Regions from separate parts of the Mus musculus genome. Here region 2 is linked to region 1. The links are chromatin contacts, found by Hi-C or POLR2A ChIA-PET in ENCODE. All regions are on one chromosome and are shown on one strand. The core of a region is the stretch at or near the end of the contact, and the rest is flanking DNA. Distances in the headings are between cores, read along the strand shown. Region 1 holds the start of Ogfod3 (2-oxoglutarate and iron-dependent oxygenase domain containing 3). Region 2 overlaps Gm30062 (a long non-coding RNA gene).

The links. Hi-C counts contacts between places; a loop is a spot of excess contacts on that map. ChIA-PET counts read pairs that join two places held with the same protein, here RNA polymerase II (POLR2A).
Region 2: a loop to region 1 is called in a map of heart, with 9 times the contacts of the local background. The contact joins the enhancer-like site here to the promoter of Ogfod3 in region 1. A Hi-C loop is called at or near these places in 10 of 37 maps with a recorded cell type or tissue (gastrocnemius, heart, left cerebral cortex and 1 more). POLR2A ChIA-PET finds 5 or more read pairs at or near these places in 1 of 5 experiments (embryonic stem cell).

What each region holds. Positions count from the first base shown.
Region 1 is chr11:121,202,679-121,208,251 of GRCm38, forward strand. Ogfod3 (2-oxoglutarate and iron-dependent oxygenase domain containing 3) reads right to left here and starts at 1,970. Exons shown (of 9, transcript NM_025402.2): 1 at 1,811-1,970; 2 at 213-430. The coding sequence starts at 1,884. Hexdc (hexosaminidase (glycosyl hydrolase family 20, catalytic domain) containing) reads left to right here and starts at 4,965. Exons shown (of 12, transcript NM_001146073.1): 1 at 4,965-5,097. The coding sequence starts at 5,014.
Region 2 is chr11:121,012,255-121,018,059 of GRCm38, forward strand. Gm30062 (a long non-coding RNA gene) reads left to right here. Exons shown (of 3, transcript XR_003949840.1): 2 at 1,678-1,854; 3 at 2,538-3,167. Among named protein-coding and RNA genes, the nearest start is that of Gm30062, 5.7 kb to the left of the region's middle. Within about 2 kb of position 2,867, at least 2 of the 3 ENCODE cell types and tissues checked have a DNase peak (open chromatin) inside an H3K27ac peak, as active enhancers do; they include heart and left cerebral cortex, where a contact is called at or near this core.

The DNA of each region.
Region 1 (5,573 bases), core at 720-3,219:
CTGGGTATAACTATATGCACATAACCGCAGGTGCCTGCAGGAGAAGTTGGATCTCCTGAAGGTGAAGTTACAGGCAGCTGTGAGCTGCCAGTCAAGGGTGTTAGGAACTGATATCTGGTCTTCTGGAAATTCAACAAATGTTCTTGAATGCTGAGCCATGTCTCCAGCCCCTACCAGCCACTCTAATTTACTGAGAAGCCGGTGGCACATACCTTCAAACCTTCGGTGACCATCGTAGTCCTCAGAGCAGGGAACCTCAATGAACCTGCCTTCTAGGACCTCACCACGACGGGCCACAACCTCAGCAACATCATCATCGATCCCCACACTACTCCAGAGCAGACATGTGACCAGAGCAAGGCCGACCCCAAAGGCCACAATCCTTAGCCATGTCCTCTGTGCCTCCCGAGGCAGCCGGTCCTTCTTGGTACTAAAGAAAGAGACGATAACCAGCCACTGGATGCAGCCATCATACTAAGCATGCCAATCAAACTCACAAGATGTTCACACTGGATGCCACCAGGCTTGGGCTGTGTCTACACTGATCTCTGATCAAGATGGATGCATCCCATCAATCCTGAGATATGGGAAGTACTTGTAAGCTAATTATGAGGCAGCTGGTGGGAAGTAGGGCATCTACTTCCATCCACAACTCAAGCTTATCAGGATGCCCACCATCACCACCCCTCAGAAGAGCTTCCCAGGCAGTATATGGACCTGTCTTCTCTGACCAGACAGGGCTGAATATGTGCTTCAATGGGCAAAAAAATTGTGGGCTGACCATAGGTAATTTCTGTCCAGCCCACAGAGCACCTATTTGGAGGATTGTCAGGGCATGTGAGTCTCTGATCACTCATGCATCCATATATGACTGCCCCATCCCAAGCCTGTGTTTCTACACGAACACATGTGTACGTAAACCAGCGTACATGAAGCATATCTACTTAACTCAAATCATAAACCTGGAGCCAGAAAGAGCACAGAAGAATGTCAGAAATGATATGTGTAAGTTTCCTCTACGACCCAGGTCTGTGTGGTCCGGTCCCTGATGAAGCTGTGTCTGTGTCTCTACACTTCTGTGTGTATAACTAGAGTGGCTGAGCTCTGCTGTCCAGGAAAGGTCTCAAAATACATGCAGAATTGTCAGAGTTAGGTCCCTGTCCCTAAGGACTCCGTTTCTTAGTTACCATTTCAGGTGTGGGTTTGACAGAGGCTCACAAGGCCAGTTTTGGATAGGTGAGGTGTGAAAGGCTGGGATGAGGTAACCAGCAGAGATGTGAGGAGACAGACCATGTAGTGGGTGGGGAGTCCTAAAGGCTCAAAAAGGGTCCCTAGCGAGAGAAACCTGTTCACGTGACTGAATGCAGCTCGACTCCAAGAAGAGGTTTCCTGTGGGCAGGGCCTCTGTGCAGAGCTTGGAGGTGGGCAGCCACGTGGACATTTTCACTATAGAAAGGATGCCGCAGGATACACTAACCAAGTCACGCCCCAACACATCAATCACGCCCACACTACCACGCCCTCTCTCTAAATTAAGCCTGCTCAAGTCTCAGTAGGGCTGGTCCCACCTGTCACCTCTAGCCAGGGACCAACCCAGACACGAGTCAGACCCCGCCTTGTCATGAGCACGTCCCACCCCTGTTAGGTCCCACCCCTGGGATGGCCACGCCTCACTCTGCCAAGGACACAGCAATCAAGACCACGCTCTGCCTCCCTCCGACCCCGCCCTCGGAGTGGCCACGCCCACACACACCAGTCAGGCTCCGCCCGCTGTGGCGCGCGGCCTCCCGGTCCCTAAGGATCCCGCTACCTGGTCGCGCGCCGGCGCTCTGCAGCACTACTTCCCTCGGGAATTCTGGGTGGTCCCCTCCGCTGAGGCGCCATCGGGCCCAGCCGTCGCAGAGCCAGCTACGACACGAGAGCCACCAAACTCGGGGCAATAGCTGCGACAGCGAAAGCGAGGCGGGAACGGGGTCGGGACGCGGGAGCGACGCGCTCGGTCTTCGTCCGGCTCACGGCCAGACGAGAGCAATCGGAGGCCGAGCGGTGGCGGGGGTGGGGTGGGGTGGGGGGAGGCGGAGCCTTCTCGGCCCTTGGCACTGCAACCCTGAGGCACCTGCGGAATTCTGTCTTCTCCTGTAGCTGGGCTGCGGCGGCGACGCGGGTGAGTCAAGCCCACAGCCACCGATTGTGCTGGGCCCGGATGACCTGTCTCCTACGGCCGCCGCCCTCTCCTTTCCCCGGCCCCGAGAGCTGCATTGAGAAGCCTGTCAGGGACTTTGAACTGCCTGAGAGTGGCAGGTCGGGCAGGGTTGGGGATTGAGGGCGAGCGTAGGGGGGGTGTGGTTCCTAAGGCTAGGACTTTTGAGTCCTTGCACAGGACGAGCAGGTGAAATCATGCAACTGGATGCACAACTCTGTAATTCTTTTTAATAATCGCTTGTGATTTTACAGAAGGTAGGAAAACTGTTTCTAATATCTTGACTGCTTCAGTGTCCTCCAGAAATGAACTGTAATGGAAACTATAGTCAGTTCTGATATATGTAGAGTTTATTCCCTTTTCAGGTTATTGTTGTTGTTATTTGCAGTAGCCAGGGTGGATCGCAGGGTTCCTGGCATAATGAGCAGCCGGTGCTGTATCACGGAGCTAGTCACCATCTCTCCAAATTACCACTGCCTTAATTGTTTTTCAGTACGAGGAATTGAACCTAAGGCCTTCTGCATGCTAGACAAGTGTTGTACCACTAAGCAATCCAGTCCTTATTTTACTTATTAGTCTGGAGACAGGGTCTTATTAAGTTGCAAAGTCTAGCCTTGACCTTCCTTTATAGCCCAGGCAAGTCTTAAACTTTAATCCTCCTTCCTCAGGAGGGGGTGGGGTGGTGTACTGGCTAGCTTTGTGTCAACTTGACACAGCTGGAGTTATCACAGAGAAAGGAGCTTCAGTTGAGGAAATGCCTCCATGAGATCCAACTGTAAGGCATTTTCTCAATTAGTGATCAAGGGGGAAAGGCCCCTTGTGGGTGGGACCATCTCAGGGCTGGTAGTCTTAGTTCTATAAGAGAGCAGGCTGAGCAAGCCAGGTGAGGCAAGCCAATGAAGAACATCCCTCCATGGCCTCTGCATCAGCTCCTGCTTCCTGACCTGCTTGAGTTCCAGTCCTGACTTCCTTTGGTGATGAACAGCAGTATGGAAGTGTAAGCCGAATAAACCCTTTCCTCCCCAACTTGCTTCTTGGTCATGATGTTTGTGCAGGAATAGAAACCCTGACTAAGACAAATTGGTACCAGGAGTGGGGTATTCCTGTGACAACCTGACCATGTTCTGGGGAGGACTGTGGAAGGACTTTGGAACTTTGGGCTTGAAGATCCATTCGTTGTTAAGAGCTCTGTCAGATGTTGTGTAGGAGCTTGGAAGATAATGTTGAGAACAGTGCAGAAGATGGAGGTTTGGTTTGTGAAATTTCAGAGGGAAAATTAAAGACTCTTTTCAGGGCCATTGCTGTTTTGATTGTGAAGATTCTGTAGTTCTGGTTAGCTGGGGCTGAAGAATCAGCTGTGATTAACAAGATACCAGAACTACTAAAGCAAAAACTTTGCATTACTGGGACTATTGATGCTGGTTAGCTGGAGCTAAGAAATTAGCGGTGATTAAGAAGAGACCAGCATCATTGAGGTGACATCTTCTGGGAGGTGTTTTCTGAGAGCACAGTGGCTGTGTTCCAGATATAGCCAAAGTTGTACCTTGTGCTGTGGCTGGACTTGGTAATGTGTAAGAGTCACCCAGGTGGTACTGGTTTTGAAGGCATGAAGGAGTTGAGCAGAACAGCTGAGGATTGGCACTGTGAGAGGCCATGGAAGGCCATTGGTGAAAGTGCAGCCTCAGTTGCAATTGATGGCCCAGGACTGAAGGGGTCATGCAGTGTTTTGGAGATGCCAGTACCATGAGATGACCACCAAGAGCAGCAGCAGCAGTGGAGTACAGGCATCTGGAGCCTAGAGGATGACACATGTGCTACAAAGGGCCTGGCTGGAGAAGTGACCCAAGCCCTTGGAGGAGCCCAGAAGATCGTGAGTTGGATCCCAGACATTGGACGGTTAGAGATTGACTTTTGCTTTTGATTGTGACTGTGCCCTGATATTTTCCCTCTTGAAGGAAGAAACTGTTTTAGTGGAGCCCACAGTTAAGAGACTTTTAATTGTAAAAAGACTTTGGATTTTAAAAGAGATGGATATTTTAAAGAGATTGAAATTTTAAGCATATGTAAAGACTGTGGGACTTTTAAAGTTATTTAGAATGGGGATGAATAAGATTGTAAGGGTTGAGGCTTACTAGTGATGTGTTTGTGTGTCAAGTTGACAAGGGGTCAATTGTACTGGCTAGCTTTGTGTCAACTTGACACAGCTGGAGTTATCACAGAGAAAGGAGCTTCAGTTGAGGAAATGCCTCCATGAGATCCAACTGTAAGGCATTTTCTCAATTAGTGATCAAGGGGGAAAGGCCCCTTGTGGGTGGGACCATCTCAGGGCTGGTAGTCTTAGTTCTATAAGAGAGCAGGCTGAGCAAGCCAGGTGAGGCAAGCCAATGAAGAACATCCCTCCATGGCCTCTGCATCAGCTCCTGCTTCCTGACCTGCTTGAGTTCCAGTCCTGACTTCCTTTGGTGATGAACAGCAGTATGGAAGTGTAAGCCGAATAAACCCTTTCCTCCCCAACTTGCTTCTTGGTCATGATGTTTGTGCAGGAATAGAAACCCTGACTAAGACAGGTGGGAAAGGTGTTACAGGTGTATGCCACTGCCATGCTTGCTATAAATCATCATAATCTCACAAGGAAATACAGATCATTAAATGGTTAATAAATGCCTATCTCAGGGCAGTTTATAAATATTGTATTCAAATGTGGAAATAAAGGAGAGGGCTGTGTCTGCTCCTCTTTATAACTTAAGTTCTCTCCACCAGGAAGAAGTCCCAGACAGAGACTCTGTTATAGGAGTTTACAAAAAAATACCAACATGTCATCACCCACGCCATTTAAGATGAGATTAGTTCATTTGGACCTTAAAGGAGCGCCGCCAAAGGTTTCATATCTCTCTGAGGTAAGGACTCCCTTCACCTCGAATGAGCTTTCACTCTGTGGAAGCGAGCACTGGAGAGACAGCCTCGAGGCCTTCTGGGTCCTGGTGGTGACAGAGCATGGGGTTTTCATCCTCCCAGTTCCCCTCAGAATCAGACAGGACCGTGTAAATGGCCAGTAAAACTCAGAATCTACCTGTCTTTTTTTCTTTTCTTTCTTTTCTTTCTTTCTTTTTTTTTTTTTTTCAAGAATCTGCCTGTCTTGACCCTGCCAGTGCCAGGGTTATAGGCACACACCACCATCCCTGGCTTTTATATGACTGTTAGGGATCCAAACTCCAGGAAAAGAGGAGACTTTAGACCTAAAGTTGAGAAAACACATAAACAAGGACACCCTGAGACAACAGGAGCAGAGCGATACAATCACAAATTAATGAACCAGAAGCTAGAAGAGGCAGGAAGGACTCTCCTGTGAGACCTTGTGAGAAAGCATGCCCTG
Region 2 (5,805 bases), core at 1,617-4,116, 190 kb before region 1:
GAGGGGTTACAGGAACACGGGTGACTGCAAAACAACTGCATCTCTGAAAAGCTCTCTGAAACTGTACCATGCGATTTCCTCATTCCTACAGCCTGCGTGCTCTCATGCACACACACACATGAACATACATACATGCCCACTGGCACACACATACACACATACATACACATGGACATATATACATGCATACGGGCGTGCACACAAACACACATGAACATACATACTCACACACACATACAGGTGTGTGTGTGTGTGGGGCTATGATGCTTAGCAGACAGTGCTCCACAACTATCACCCAACATGATATGCAGCCAGGGCAGGGAACATAGGAGGGACTGAGTGACTGAACCAATCCCTCCTTCAAGGGAACATCGATAGGCCCCATCCTGTGAGAATCCCTCATGGAATTCATAGCCTCTCTGATTAAGACGGTAATGGTGAACTTAAGAAATAACTGATAAAGTACTTGCCCTGGAAGGATGAGAACCTCAGTTCAGATCCCCAGCACCCACGTAACACCTAGCTATGGTCCTGTTCACATGTAATCCCAGCTCTGGAAAAACAGAGAGGATCCTGGGACTTGCTGGCCACTCAGTCACGCCGAGATGATGATCTCCAGGTTCTGCAAGAGACTTTACTAAAGAAGAAAAAGGGTGGTGGGTGGGTTGGCAGGACGGCTAGGGGGTAAGGGTACTCAGTATTAATCTTGGGGACCTGAGTTCCAGCCCCAGGACCCATAGGGTGGAAGAAGAGATGGCTCCCTCCTGCCCCATAAATAAATGCAATTAAAAAATTAATGGAAATAATGTGGAGTGTGAAGGGGTGTTAGAGAGAGATACAAAGGCAAGAAGGTGGAAGCAGGCGCCCTGAGTAGACAGCTTCCGGTTCGCTGGAAGACAGTAAGAGAAGGTGGGAACAGAGGGCAGGTTTCTAAACAGGACCAGCTGGGTAAAGGGGAGCACCTAGGGGGCTATAGAATACCCAGCCTAGAATGGGTTAGGACTCAGGGGCCCCCTCCCATCCAAAGGGTTTTCCTTCTTGTTACTTTTCCTTTCTTGGCAACTTGGTCTTCTGTCTTCTCTGGAAGTTCAATTACTTGTCCATGCCTGAGAAGGACCCTTCATGACCACAAGTGCCTCCCCTTCCCCGACACACACACTCACGCACCCGAGACACACAGAGAAACAGAGAGAGAGAGAGACAGAGACGGGATAGTGATTAATGGCTCTGAGGCTTAGAGGATAGTGTTCTACAGCTAACGTAAGCAGCTTCTCAGAGAACACATCCGTGAAATGGATTATGACATGGGAAAAGGCCTTTTCAAACACACAGTAACTATATTTCAAGCCTTTGATTAAAACAGAAAAAAAAATCTAGTTAGTATTTTGAAATCTCCTAGATTTCTGTATTGCAAATAGAATTGCTGTAGGGATCCGCTTGGCACAATTACAGCCATCTTGGGCACAATTGCAGTCTTGTGCTGCAGGCATCCTTGGCACACACCACAGAGCCTACCAGACAAATGAAGTCTTTTAGACGGTCCAATGTGGTGTGCCAGCCACCGATGCTGGGCTGTTTCTTAACTGACAGGGACATGTTAACAGTGAGAAAGACCAGGTACATCCAGGGACTGCGGCTCACGGTTACCTAACTGAGCATAACTTGCTTCTGTTTCAGGTACAGGAAGTGACTAGTCTTGCCGAGTTGCTCTTCTGCCTGTGAATTCTTGCTAAAGCATGCCTATGCAACCCTTGGCTCTGCATCTCCTTATGTCTCACAGCATCTTCCATCTTCGGTGGAACCCCAGCCCACAGGAAGCTAAGGCCTGAGGATCAGGAGTTCAAGGCCAGCCAGGTACATATCAAGTGAAATTCCAGCCTGGGTTACTGGGATGATATCAAACTTAACAAAGGTGGGTGTAGTGACACACAGCTCTATCCTGGTGCTTGTGAGGTGCAGGCAGGAGGATCATAGGTTCAAAGTTATCCTTGGCTACATAGTGAAAATCGAAGCCAGCCTGGGCTACAGACAAATAAAAACAGACCACAAAACAAAAGATAGCATTTGGCCCTGGTAACTCTGTGTCCACCTTTCAGCCAGGTGGTTTAAGGCAGATTGCAGGGAGGGCACCTAAAGCTTGAGGAGAAAGGCTGTTTTATGTATGTTTACTGGAACCTTAGTTCAGGTGGGCCACTTAAAATGTTTCATCTGAGTGGGTGAGCGGTACAATGCGATGAAAAGGAACTTGGAGTCCCCAGGATACTGGAAGCCCGAGTTCCAGTTCTGCAACCCAGAACAAGTGAAATGTTCCGTGAAAATTTTATGTTCTGGTTTCCATGTGAATATGAAACAGTAACACATGTGAGGTTTTTCTCTACCCCATACTTGAATTTCTGATTTCCCTCTTCTTAGCCAACATTGCCCTACACTCCCCCACACTCTCCATACCCTCCTCTCAGACTCCTTATTCTTCCTCCATGTCACCTTGTGGTGGTTCTGCAGTGGGGATGGGTGTCTCACGATTTTAATCCTTACAGGTCTTCCCGAGTACAGACACAAAGAGAAGCTCGGGTCACTCAGAAGTGGAAGGAAACACGCCCTAGCGTGACTAGTGCAGATGGGATCTAAGTGTTCAACTCACACAGGACTTTTGTCATTCCGTTCCCGGGAGTATTACTGCAGCATCGCTTTCGCTTGTTCCCAGCTGAGTTCGTCATGACGTAATCGTAGGAATCCGAGGAAGTGCGCGCGTCTCCAGGAAGCGAGAGTGACGCCACAGTCTGGCATCTTGCAGTCTTCCCACTGCTCTGCCTGGACATTTTGTGGAGAATATCCCAGAATCTTGCGTTTGCCACCTCTAGTGGAGAAGCAGATAGGTCACAGGGAGCTGAATGCAGGAGGCAGCGCCAAGGCTCCCACCACCAGGAAGAACCGCCTCCAGATGGTTCCCGGACCAAAGTGAGCAATCACCTGTCATCGCCTGTGGGAAGACGTCAGCAGGCAATGCTTGCCAACAGCACCTGGACCATCTCTGCTAGCTGACAAGACCTAACCAACCTTCTTTTATCTTTCATGACGTCTGTGCTTCCAAACTTACTAGATACAAATGCGAGGCGTTTTCTAAGTTTAAATTCTCACTCAAATCCCTATTAAAATTTTCCCCTGTGCTTATGTTTTTCCTTTTGTAAAACATTCAGATTCTGTCTTAGAATAGAAAACAAAACAAAACCCAACACTACACAAACGGGGCATGGTTTTGCATTTGCTGGCACACTGAATGAAAACAGCTCTCAGAAACCAGGATGGAGCTGGGATAGACGCCTCTAGGGTCCTTCAGCTTCCTACACAGGGCATCTAGCTAGACGCCCTTAACTGTTAGTGAGTGAGCAGAGACTAAGTAGAGGTGTCTGTGGATTTGGAACAGCTTAGAAAGTAGCTGAGATCTTGCAGGGCCGGGCAGCAGGAAATTAGTGTTTACTGGGACAAAGCCATCTGCCTAGGGAAGACATTCTTCAGTGGACGTGACACTGCATACTGCCCTGCACAGGCTGGCCTTAAACTTACCGTGTAGCTGAGGATCTCCCTGCATGTCTTATTTCTCTGCTTCTACCTCCCAAGTCCTGGGATTACAGGCACAAACCACCACATACAGCGTCCCCTAAACTTTTCTGGTTCCCTCTGATTGCCAGAGGCAGCAGGAATGCAGCCCAGCACTGCGGAGGGCAGTCGGAGGAGAGCCCAACTAAGGACCTCCACTTGGATAAAGCCAGATCCGTGACTGCATCCTAGGAAAGACATTCAGACAAGCCGATGTGAAATAAAGTTAGTGGGTTACTAAGTAAAGCTAATGGATGATAAATACTTATATTTACCAGGATGGACACTATTCAGCTGGAATGGAACATGGTGACCAGGTTGTTTGGTTGCTGTGGGGCATTTTAAGACTCATGAGAAATGAAACATTGCTTAAGGGCCGCCTTGGAGGGTGTTCTCTATGGTGTGATGCAGGCGTTGTTGTCACCAGGGAGTCAGGATGGCCGTGGAGATGGAGGAGCAGCTGGAGGCCTGTGCTTCCTGTGGCCTGGACAGAGAAGAGGAAGCATCCATATGTGATCCAGGAGACAGAGGCTAAAGAATGCCTCGGCCCTCCAGGCTGGTCTCAGAGCTTTTCCATCAATGGCTGAGGGCCCTCCCAGCACTAGAGGGTGGTCCAGGTTGGCCTCAAACTTCTGCAAAGATCTCTATGAAGAGATGGACTCTCCAAATTTCAGTCAGCCCTTTAGAGTCGGTAATGAAGAAACACACAGAAAGATAGAAACAGACAGACAGACACACACACACTCATAGAGAGAAAGGCAGAGAGACAGGGAGATATAGACACACAGAGAGACATAGAGAGAGAAACAGAGAAAGATGAAGAGACATAGAGTTATAGACACACACACACAGAGACAGAGACACAGAGATACAGACAGAGAAACACAGACATGCAGAGAGACAGAGAGATAGACACAGAGAGACAGAGAGATAAACACACAGAGACAAAGAGAGACAGAGACACAGAGAGAAGGGGAAGGAAAGGAAGGAACAAAGAGATACAGACACACACAGAGAGACTGAGATACAGACACACACATACAAAGAGAGAGACAGAGAGATAAAGACACACACACACACAGACTGAGATACAAACACACACATACAAAGACAGAGAGACAGAGAGATAAAGACACACACATACACACACACACACAGAGAGAGAGAGAGAGAGATCCTCATTGGCTTACTATAAATATATGAGCAGACAGGGATAAATGGGACAGGGAAGACTACCTGGTCCCTCCCAGCCACACTTTCTGTTAGTGATCAGGCAGTCACACTGGCCTGCTCTCAGGGACTTAGCAGCAGCTTCTGCTGTCAGGTGCACCAGGCACATGCTGTGCATAAAAGTGCCTCCGGTCACCCCAGATATCTCTCTCTCTGTCTCTGTCTCTGTCTCTTGTCTCTGTCTCTGTCTGTCTCTGTCTGTCTCTGTCTCTCTCTCTCGTTTCTCATGTCTCCTCTGTGTCTCCTGTTCACTCTCTGTCTCCCTGTCTGCTTGTTGGCCTGTCTGCCTCTATTTCTCCCTCACGTGCCCACTTTGAGACAGCTTTTTGCTCTCCCCTCCCTCAGTAAACCTTACACTAGATCTGTTGCCTGGTGTAATCTCTAGGGACACCCCTTGGCATGGGCCTGTCAAAGGTACCCCGCTCCTCTTCACATTTTAGCTTTAGCTTATCACTTTCCCTTCCAAAACAACAACTCCTCCTGGGTCCCTGGAGACAATGCTTCCTTCAGACAAGCACAGATGGGTATCCTTCTTTCATGAGACATCTTTATCTGTGTTGTCCAAATGGGCCTAAGTGATGGCCATCTCCTGCTTCCTTGACACTCATCCAGCTTCATTCTCTTTCCCGCTCTTCTTCCCTAGTGGGGAAAGTGAGGTGTGCAGGGTGGACCAAGGGAACTGTGTTGGTAGAGGTGAGAAGGGTCACTCCCCTTTCTATTAACAAGGAAACTCTCAGGGCACAGACTCAGCCCAGCCCTTCCACAGAAAGGTGGTCCTATCTGAGCATGCTGTCCTCACTTCTGCTCTGTCTGGCCACCAGAGGGCAGACAGCCCTTCTTAGAACTGCGACTGGCCTTGGACTCTGCCTCTCTGTGCTAGAGTCCTCTGGTCTGCCCCTGCCCAAACCTAAGTGCCAGCCTTTTCCAGGACATTCCCTACCTCCAGGGCTAAGTTTCTAAATGGTTCCTAGAGCGTGC